Regions from separate parts of the Homo sapiens genome. Here region 1 is linked to region 2. The links are chromatin contacts, found by Hi-C or POLR2A ChIA-PET in ENCODE. All regions are on one chromosome and are shown on one strand. The core of a region is the stretch at or near the end of the contact, and the rest is flanking DNA. Distances in the headings are between cores, read along the strand shown.

Region 1 (3,881 bases), core at 1,026-3,525, 190 kb after region 2:
AGTTCAAAAGGGAACCAACTATTTCATCTCCTGCAGCCTTGGAGTTCTTATCTCTAAAATGACATGATGGCCGGGCATGGAGGCTCATGCCTGTAATCCTGGCACTTTGGGAGGCCGAGGCGGGTGGATCACCTGAGGTCAGAAGTTCAAGACTAGCCTGGCCAACATGGTGAAACCCCATCTCTACTAAAAATACAAAAATTGCAGGCATGGTGGCACATGCCTGTAATCCTAGGTACGCTGGAGGCTGAGGCAGGAGAATTGCTTGAACCTGGGAGGCGGAGGTTGCAGTGAGCTGAGATCACACCACTGCACTCCAGCCTGGGCGACAGAGCTAAACTCCTTCTCAAAATAAATAAATAAATAAATAAAATGGCTTGCAATTAACAGCCTTGTATGCACAGAACTGTTGTGAGGCTCAGTGAGACAGAATTCATGGGAAGTGCTGCATAAATGGTATGTCTATCTATAACTGAGGGATTATTATTGCTGGACACAAATTCATTTATTGTTCTCGATTGGATGTACACATAATTCAAATTCCCCAGAAAACAGCTCTGCCCTTCATTTCCAGCTGTGTGGTATGCAGCTTCTAAACATTTTTACTGAAACCTTGCCTCTTAACTGTTAGTCTTGAGGGTCTACACACAGCTCCCACGCTCAATTAACTGTTACTTCCCCAGGCAGCTGCAAGGCAGAAATTTCTGATTTGTGTTACAACCAGTCTAGCCCTCTGTGTCTTGGCTACGGACAGACATGCCTCCACAAAGACACAAACCAGAATGGAATCTAACAGGAACCTTGGTGAGAGATGTGCTCTGGGAGGAATGAGATATGAAGACAGGACTCAAGAAACGGTGGCTATAGACTTCTTATAGGAGGCTTTAACTTTCTCAGTTTTGAAATGCCATATTTGTTTTGCTGTGCGATGAATATAAGTGAATTAACAATGTGCTTACAGATTTCTTAGCTGGTAATGTGATAAAATTTAAAATATTCTTGTTTGGTATCATTTTGAAATTTTCTTGGCACTTATGAAACTAATGAGAAACACCCGCATGCTGTTGGAGAGAGTGAGTGCATTTTCAGGCCCAGCATTTGGGAGCTTCAGTCTTCCGTAATTCAATGCATGACAATAGATTTATTATTGAAGAAATGAAGAAAGAGGTCAGGCAAAAAAACCAGCAATTAATCATTTGAAGACACTGAGTCATCTACTATTTTATGTCAGAAATCTTGTAGCCATGTTTACATAATAATAAAACAGCTATAAGAGGGCAGATGTTTTAGGCCTAGACATTCGCTAGTCAGTAACATGTAAATGTGAGAGTCCTCGTGGTTACGGTTTCACACCTTTCCATGGCGGTTGCCAGTCAGTTTTTCCTTGCTGTTCATAAGCTACCAAGTAATACACATTTGTCTTCACTCTGGTCTGCAGTGAAAATAAAATGAGAAGAGAAAGAAGAAGATATGAAGTGGAACAATGTGGTTGGGAAATTCCCATATCTTTACCCTAAAAAAAAAAAGAAAAAATATTACTCTTTTAAGTAAGGCCCAAGAGAATATTAAATGCATATACTATGATTCAAAGAAAATAGTGTTACCATTTAGTCATCAAAGTGGACCTTTGGTCTTGGCAGCATGTGTGAAACTTAAGGGTGGCAGCATGTGCTCTGTTAGTGAGTACATTTGTAGCAAACCACAGGGGTCTGAGTTCTTATTGCCTAAGTGCCCATTTTCTTGGGTGTTTTGCTTTTGTCTCCAGAATATCCAGAGAATGAGTTTGTTAATAAAAAATAAAACTGGCCGGGCGCAATGGCTCACGCCTGTAATCCCAGCACTTTGGGAGGCCAAGGTGGGCAGATCACCTGAGGTCAGGAGTTTGAGACTAAAAATATAAAATTATCTGGGTGTAGTGGCGGGCACCTGTGGTCCCAGCTACTCGGGAGGCTGAGGCAGGAGAATCGCTTGAACCCGGGAGGCAGAGGTCGCGTTGAGCTGAGATCGCACCATTGCATTCCAACCTGGGCAACAAGAGCAAAACTCCGTTTCAAAAAAAATAATAATAATTTTTTTTTTAAAGAAGGGTAGCCAACAGATGAAGAAAAATAAGTAAATTCCTCCAAGATTCAAGACAAGATTTAAATACTTTCTAGCCATTTATTTTTCTAACCAGATTTAATTTGGAAGTATGAACAAAAAAAGTTATAGCATCACGCTCTGGTCAGCTTGTCTCAGATAATGGCTTGTGTGACCAGTGGAGGTCCTGGGGGAAGGGAAATTCAGAGGGCAATAAGGAACTTCTCTGTTATCTCAGAGTTTCACAATACACACAGGAAACATTTGTAGCTGGTCCTCTGTTAGCCTGAAAGATTAGCTAATCCCTTGTTTCACCATAAAATGCATTTTTAGCAATAGTTCCTGAACTGCAAGCAAAAACTCAGGTGGCCAGCTCATAGTCCTCCTAAATTACAGTTGAAAGATGCTTTGCATTGTAGATATTGGCTTGGGCAATAAGGAAACTGGTATAGTTCCTGGGGATGTGCTGGGCTGACATGAACCTCTCTATGCCCCACCACCAATGGAGCAAGCCGATTTCCATGTCCAGCATGCCGTATACATTCTACAACAGTGTTCTTAGGGTAGTATTGGATTCCTGAAGCCCAGAGATGGATTAACTGTCCAGGTGCCCCAGATGAATTCTAACTCAAATTAACACATCCTGTCTATACAACCTTTCAACTCTATATAGCAAAACTGTGACCTCCTGTTCAAACAGGAAAGATAAGCAGCCACATTTTATCATGGTGGTTCCTGAATATGTTTGCTACTAGCCTGATTTACTCACTTATAGTTTGCCCACTAGATCTTTTTCTCTAGACATAGTCATTTCTCTTTTTTCTTTCTTCTCTTTCTTTCTCTTTCTTTCTTTCTTTCTTTCTTTCTTTCTTTTTCTTTCTCTTTCTTTCTTTCTTTTCTTTCCTTTCTTCCTCTCTCCCTTCCTTCCTTCCTTCCTTCCTTCCTTCCTTCCTTCCTTCCTTCCTTCCTTCCTCCCTTCCTTTCCTTCCTTCCTTCTCTCTCTCTCTCTTTCTTTCTTTGTTACGGAGTTTTCCTCTTGTTGCCCAGGCTGGAGTGCAATGGAGTGATCTCGACTCACTGCAACCTCCACTTTCTGGGTTCAAGCGATTCTCCTGCCTCAGCCTCCCAAGTAGCTAGGATTACAGACATGCGCCACCATGCCTGACTAATTTTGTATTTTTAGTAGAGACGGGGTTTCTCCATGTTGGTCAGGCTGGTCCTGAACTCCCGACCTCAGGTGATCCACCTGCCTCGGCCTCCCAAAGTGCTGGGATTACAGGCGTGAGCCACTGCTCCTGGCTCATAGTCTTATTTTATTTTATTTTATTTTATTTTATTTTATTTTATTTTATTTTATTTTATTTTATTTTTTTGGGACAGAGTCTCGCTCTGTTGCCCAGGCTGGAGTGCAGTGGTGCGATCTCAGTTCACGGCAACCTCTGCCTCCTGTGTTCAAGCGATTCTCCTGCCTCAGCCTCCTGAACAGCTGGGACTACAGGCACATGCCACCATGCCCAGCTAATTTTTTGTATTTTTAGTAGAGACAGGGTTTCACTGTGTTAGCCAGGATGGTGTCGATCTCCTGATCTCGTGATCTGCCCTCCTCAGCCTCTCAAAGTGCTGGGATTACAGGCGTGAGCCCCTGCGCCCGGCCTATTTATTTCTAAAAGACCTGGGGGAACTTTTAAAAACTATATTTTAATTTGTATAAAGAATGTATCACAGATTTATTGTGCTGGAAGAGATTTATTGTGCTGGAAGAGGTTTTAGAGATTATCTAGCCCAATGGCCCAATGTCTTTA
Region 2 (3,957 bases), core at 541-3,040:
AGGCTCTAACAGAATTAAATTATCAACTGTGGTCATCTGCAATGAAGTGACTAAAGAAAACAACGCTTTGGGGAACAAGTGAGACTGGTAGAAATCTATGAAGGTCATGCCACAGATATACGAGGACAGTGGAGTGGGGATGACTGCTTCTAACAGTGTTGGAGTTAAGAAAGTGACATATTCAGGCCGGGCATGGTGGCTCATGCCTGTAATCCCAGCACTTTGGGAGGCAGGCGGATCACCTGAGGTAGGGAGTTTAAGACCAGCCTGACCAACATGGAGAAACCCCGTCTCTACTAAAAATACAAAATTAGCTGGGCATGGTGCTATATGCCTGTAATCCCAGCTACTCAGGAGGCTGGGGCACGAAAATCGCTTGAACCCCGGGAGGCGGAGGTTGGAGTGAGCTGAGATCACACCACTGCACTCCAGCCTGGGAAACAAGAGCAAAACTCCGTCTCAAAAAAAAACACAAAGTGACATATTCACAGCATAAATTTTTGACTCATGGCACTGACAAAGAAAGAGGCAGTTACTAAGTACAACATTAAAGAATCGTTCTCCATCTTAAGCCAAGGTTAGAAAACGTTTTTCTGTAAAGGGCCAGATAGTAATTCTTCCAAGGCCAAAGGTCTCTGTTGCAACTACTCAACTGTGTAGTTGTGAAGTGAAAGCAGCCATAACCTGGCCGGGCGCGGTGGCTCACGCCTGTAATCCCAGCACTTTGGGAGGCCAAGGCGGGTGGATCATGAGGTCAGGAGATCGAGACCATCCTGGCTAGCACAGTGAAACCCCATCTCTACTTTAGAAAAAAAAAAATTGGCTGGGTGTGGTAGCGGGTGCCTGTAGTTCCAGCTACTCAGAGGCTGAGGCAGGAGAATGGCGTGAACCCAGGAGGCGGAGCTTGCAGTGCGCCGAGATTGCACCACTGCACTCCAGCCTGGGCGACAGAGGGAGACTCCGTCCCAAAAAAAAAGAAAAAAAGAAAAAGAAAGCAGCCATAACCTACACATAAATTAATCAATGTGGCTGTATTTCAATAAAACTTTACACATGAAAATTTGAATTTCATGTAATTTTTAACTTGTCACAAAATAATATCATTCTTTTTTGATCTTCTTTATTCAATTATTTTAAATTATGGAAAACATTTTTAACTTGTGGATCACAAAAAAACAGGCTGGCCACATTTGGCCTGCAGACTGCAGTTTGCCAACCCCTGCTCTAAAGCTTTAAAACCAAAACTCAAATGCACAGGCTGATTTTGTTGACTGTTTAATTATAACTTCAAGTGGTACCAGGCAAGCTTAACGAACAGGAACCTAGTGGTTATCAAACTGGTTTGTCTGCAGGAACCTTGGAAAGTCCCTAAAACCGTAACATAAAGACATTCCACTATAATCCTATGTGATCTACACCAGAGGTATGAAAACTACAACCGGAGGCAAATCTGACCCACTGTGTTTTAGTAAATAAAGTTTTAATTGAACAGAAAAGCTCATTTATGTACTATTTATGGCTGCTTTAGCACTACAATGGCAGCACTGCATTGTTTTTTTCAGTGACTGTATATCTGGCTCCCTATAGAAAAAGTCTGCTAACTCCTAACCTGGGTAAACAAATATGTATGGAATACAGAGACCTGACAAGGGGGACATAAGCCACCAAGATAGAAAAATAACAGCCTCTCAAAGTTCGCAGACCCTCTAGAATAAAGGCAGTAAGGCAAGGTATCCTTTAGACAAAGCTCTATAATTACATCACAAGTACTGTGATTTCCCTCTTGGCTTTCCACAAAGATCAACAGCCCCTTACTAAGGTAACCATGTACTTGAAAAGTGAAACACCCAGACCTTTCTGGGACTATAAAAGCTAACTCTTAAATCTCTAAAAGACCCAGATAGCACCAATGTGGCACATTTGTCAGAAAGAGGAATGACAGTGGTCAAATAATAAAGTTTTGGTCAAAAGTCCATTTATCAGAGTAGATTAACCCTCCCAATTTATTGGTTATCTTCTCCAGGTGTTGAACATATAGTTGCAAAGGGCAGTCTTAGTTTTCCAACAGACAAAATTCCCATACTGATGCCATGACAGGTGGAGTTGCAGGGTAGTTTTTATCAGGAAGTCTGATGGAGATCCCAGGAGCTCTCCCTCCAAACAAAAGTAATTTGCATTCCTGAAAGAATTGTCAAAGAACTGAAAGATGCAAGGATTGCAATTCCTAGCAGGTACCTACTTAATACAACTGTCTGGCTAATACAGAAAACAAATATTTTTAGAGGATGACTGTGTTTTAATCTTAATGACTACAAGGAAGAGCTGGTATTCATATGTGATCTGCTTAGTTCAGTACCTGATATGCAGCTATCATTCTGGCAAAGGTTTCTCTATCTCTACAAACAGAATTTCAGAAGCAATTTGCTTTCATTTGGCTTGTACAGCAGTACATCTTCACTATACTGCCTCAGGTTAAGTCAGTTTTCTGGCTTTCATATGATATGCTTTGTTTGTTTTGAGATGGGAGTTTTGCTCTTGTTGCCCACGCTGGAGTGCAATGGCGTGATCTCGGCTCACTGCAACCTTTGCCTCCCGGGTTCAAGTGATTCTCCTGCCTCAGGCTCCCGAGTAGCTGGGACTACAGGCATCCGTCACCATGCCCAGGTAATTTTTTGTATTTTTAGTAGAGATGGGGGTTTCACCATGTTGGCCAGGCTGGTCTCGAACCCAGGAGGCGGAGGTTGTGGTAAGCCAAGATCACGCCACTGCACTCCAGCCTGGGCAGCTGAGCGAGACTCCATCTCAAAAAAAAAAAAAAAAAAGTTGTATTCACTACTACTTTTACCAAGATCATCAGAAAAATTCTAAATAACAGGAAGCTATCAAGCTCACAGTATCTAATAATTTTCCAAAACCCAAACTATCACGTGAAATCTCAGATTTTATCACTGGCAACAAATACCGTCCGTTGTTTTCCTTAAAGTAAAAGCTCACTTTGTTTGAGAAAATATCTCTAAAATGCTCATGTCAGAATCACCATAGTGAGTCACTGTTTCAAGCGAAAATTAAAGAAGGCTGGTTCTGCTCATAACTCAAATAATGCCCAAGAGTTTTCCCTCTGAAACCATCATACTTTTGCATTCACAAGTATTTTATGAACATTTCCCATTTCATCACAAAGACCATTAAAATGATTCAGATTCAGATCATGATTTTTTTAGATTAATACTTTTTACTGCTTCATCAAGGAGATTCCTAAGACTTTTTTTTTTTTTTTAAGAGATGTAGTCTTACTCTATCACCCAGCCTGGAGTGCAATGGCGTGATTTTGGCTCACTGCAGCCTCAACCTCCTGGACTCAAGGGATCACCACAGCTCAGCCTCCTAAGTAGCTGGGACTACAGGCACGCATCACCATGCCCAGCTAACATTTTTGGTTTTTTTATAGAGACGAGGTCTCCCTATGTTGCCCAGGCTGGTCTCAAACTCCTGTGCTCAAGCAATTCTCCTGCCTCAGCCTCTCAAAGTGCTGGGATTACAGGGATGAGCCACGATGCCCGACCAAGTAAAACTTCGTTTACTATAAATATGTGGTGATGGTGCTGCAGAACATAGTTTGAAGAAACTGCACTGATTTTTTCCTAACCAGCAAGTTTTCCAAAACATCACTTTTGAGCCAAAGTGCAAATGTCAACACAGTGAAAGAAAGTACTTATGATTATTAAATTAGTTTTACTCTGAAAGGGTCTTGGGTTCAACAGACAGCGCAAAATGTATTTCTCATTTTTGTTGTCAGCTACAGGTTGGCTACAGGCATCTTCTTCATTCTGGAATCTAGCAAAAGAAATAGTCTTTATCTGGCCCATTTTTCTTGGGGCTGAGGAAAATTAGCAAAAATCATTCATGCAATGGCTCCTAATAAGGCTTCAGCTTAGACATGACAAATAATCACTTCTA

Evidence for each region. A loop is a pair of places that touch in the nucleus more often than their neighbours do. ChIA-PET counts read pairs that join two places held with the same protein, here RNA polymerase II (POLR2A). Pooled maps may share reads with other maps.
Region 1: a loop to region 2 is called in a pooled map, with 4 times the contacts of the local background. The contact joins two enhancer-like sites. A Hi-C loop is called at or near these places in 1 of 37 single-sample maps with no recorded cell type and 6 of 50 pooled maps. POLR2A ChIA-PET finds 5 or more read pairs at or near these places in 5 of 52 experiments (Caco-2, MCF 10A, activated CD4-positive, alpha-beta T cell and 1 more).

What each region holds. Positions count from the first base shown.
Region 1 is chr3:177,336,501-177,340,381 of GRCh38, forward strand. No RefSeq gene overlaps it. Among named protein-coding and RNA genes, the nearest start is that of LINC00501, 44 kb to the left of the region's middle. RefSeq lists a silencer at 601-895 and enhancers at 2,181-2,475, 2,333-2,432. Within about 2 kb of position 2,276, at least 10 of the 41 ENCODE cell types and tissues checked have a DNase peak (open chromatin) inside an H3K27ac peak, as active enhancers do.
Region 2 is chr3:177,143,786-177,147,742 of GRCh38, forward strand. All of the region lies in intron 1 of TBL1XR1 (TBL1X/Y related 1), which reads right to left. Among named protein-coding and RNA genes, the nearest start is that of TBL1XR1, 52 kb to the right of the region's middle. RefSeq lists a silencer at 756-1,050. Within about 2 kb of position 1,791, at least 8 of the 41 ENCODE cell types and tissues checked have a DNase peak (open chromatin) inside an H3K27ac peak, as active enhancers do.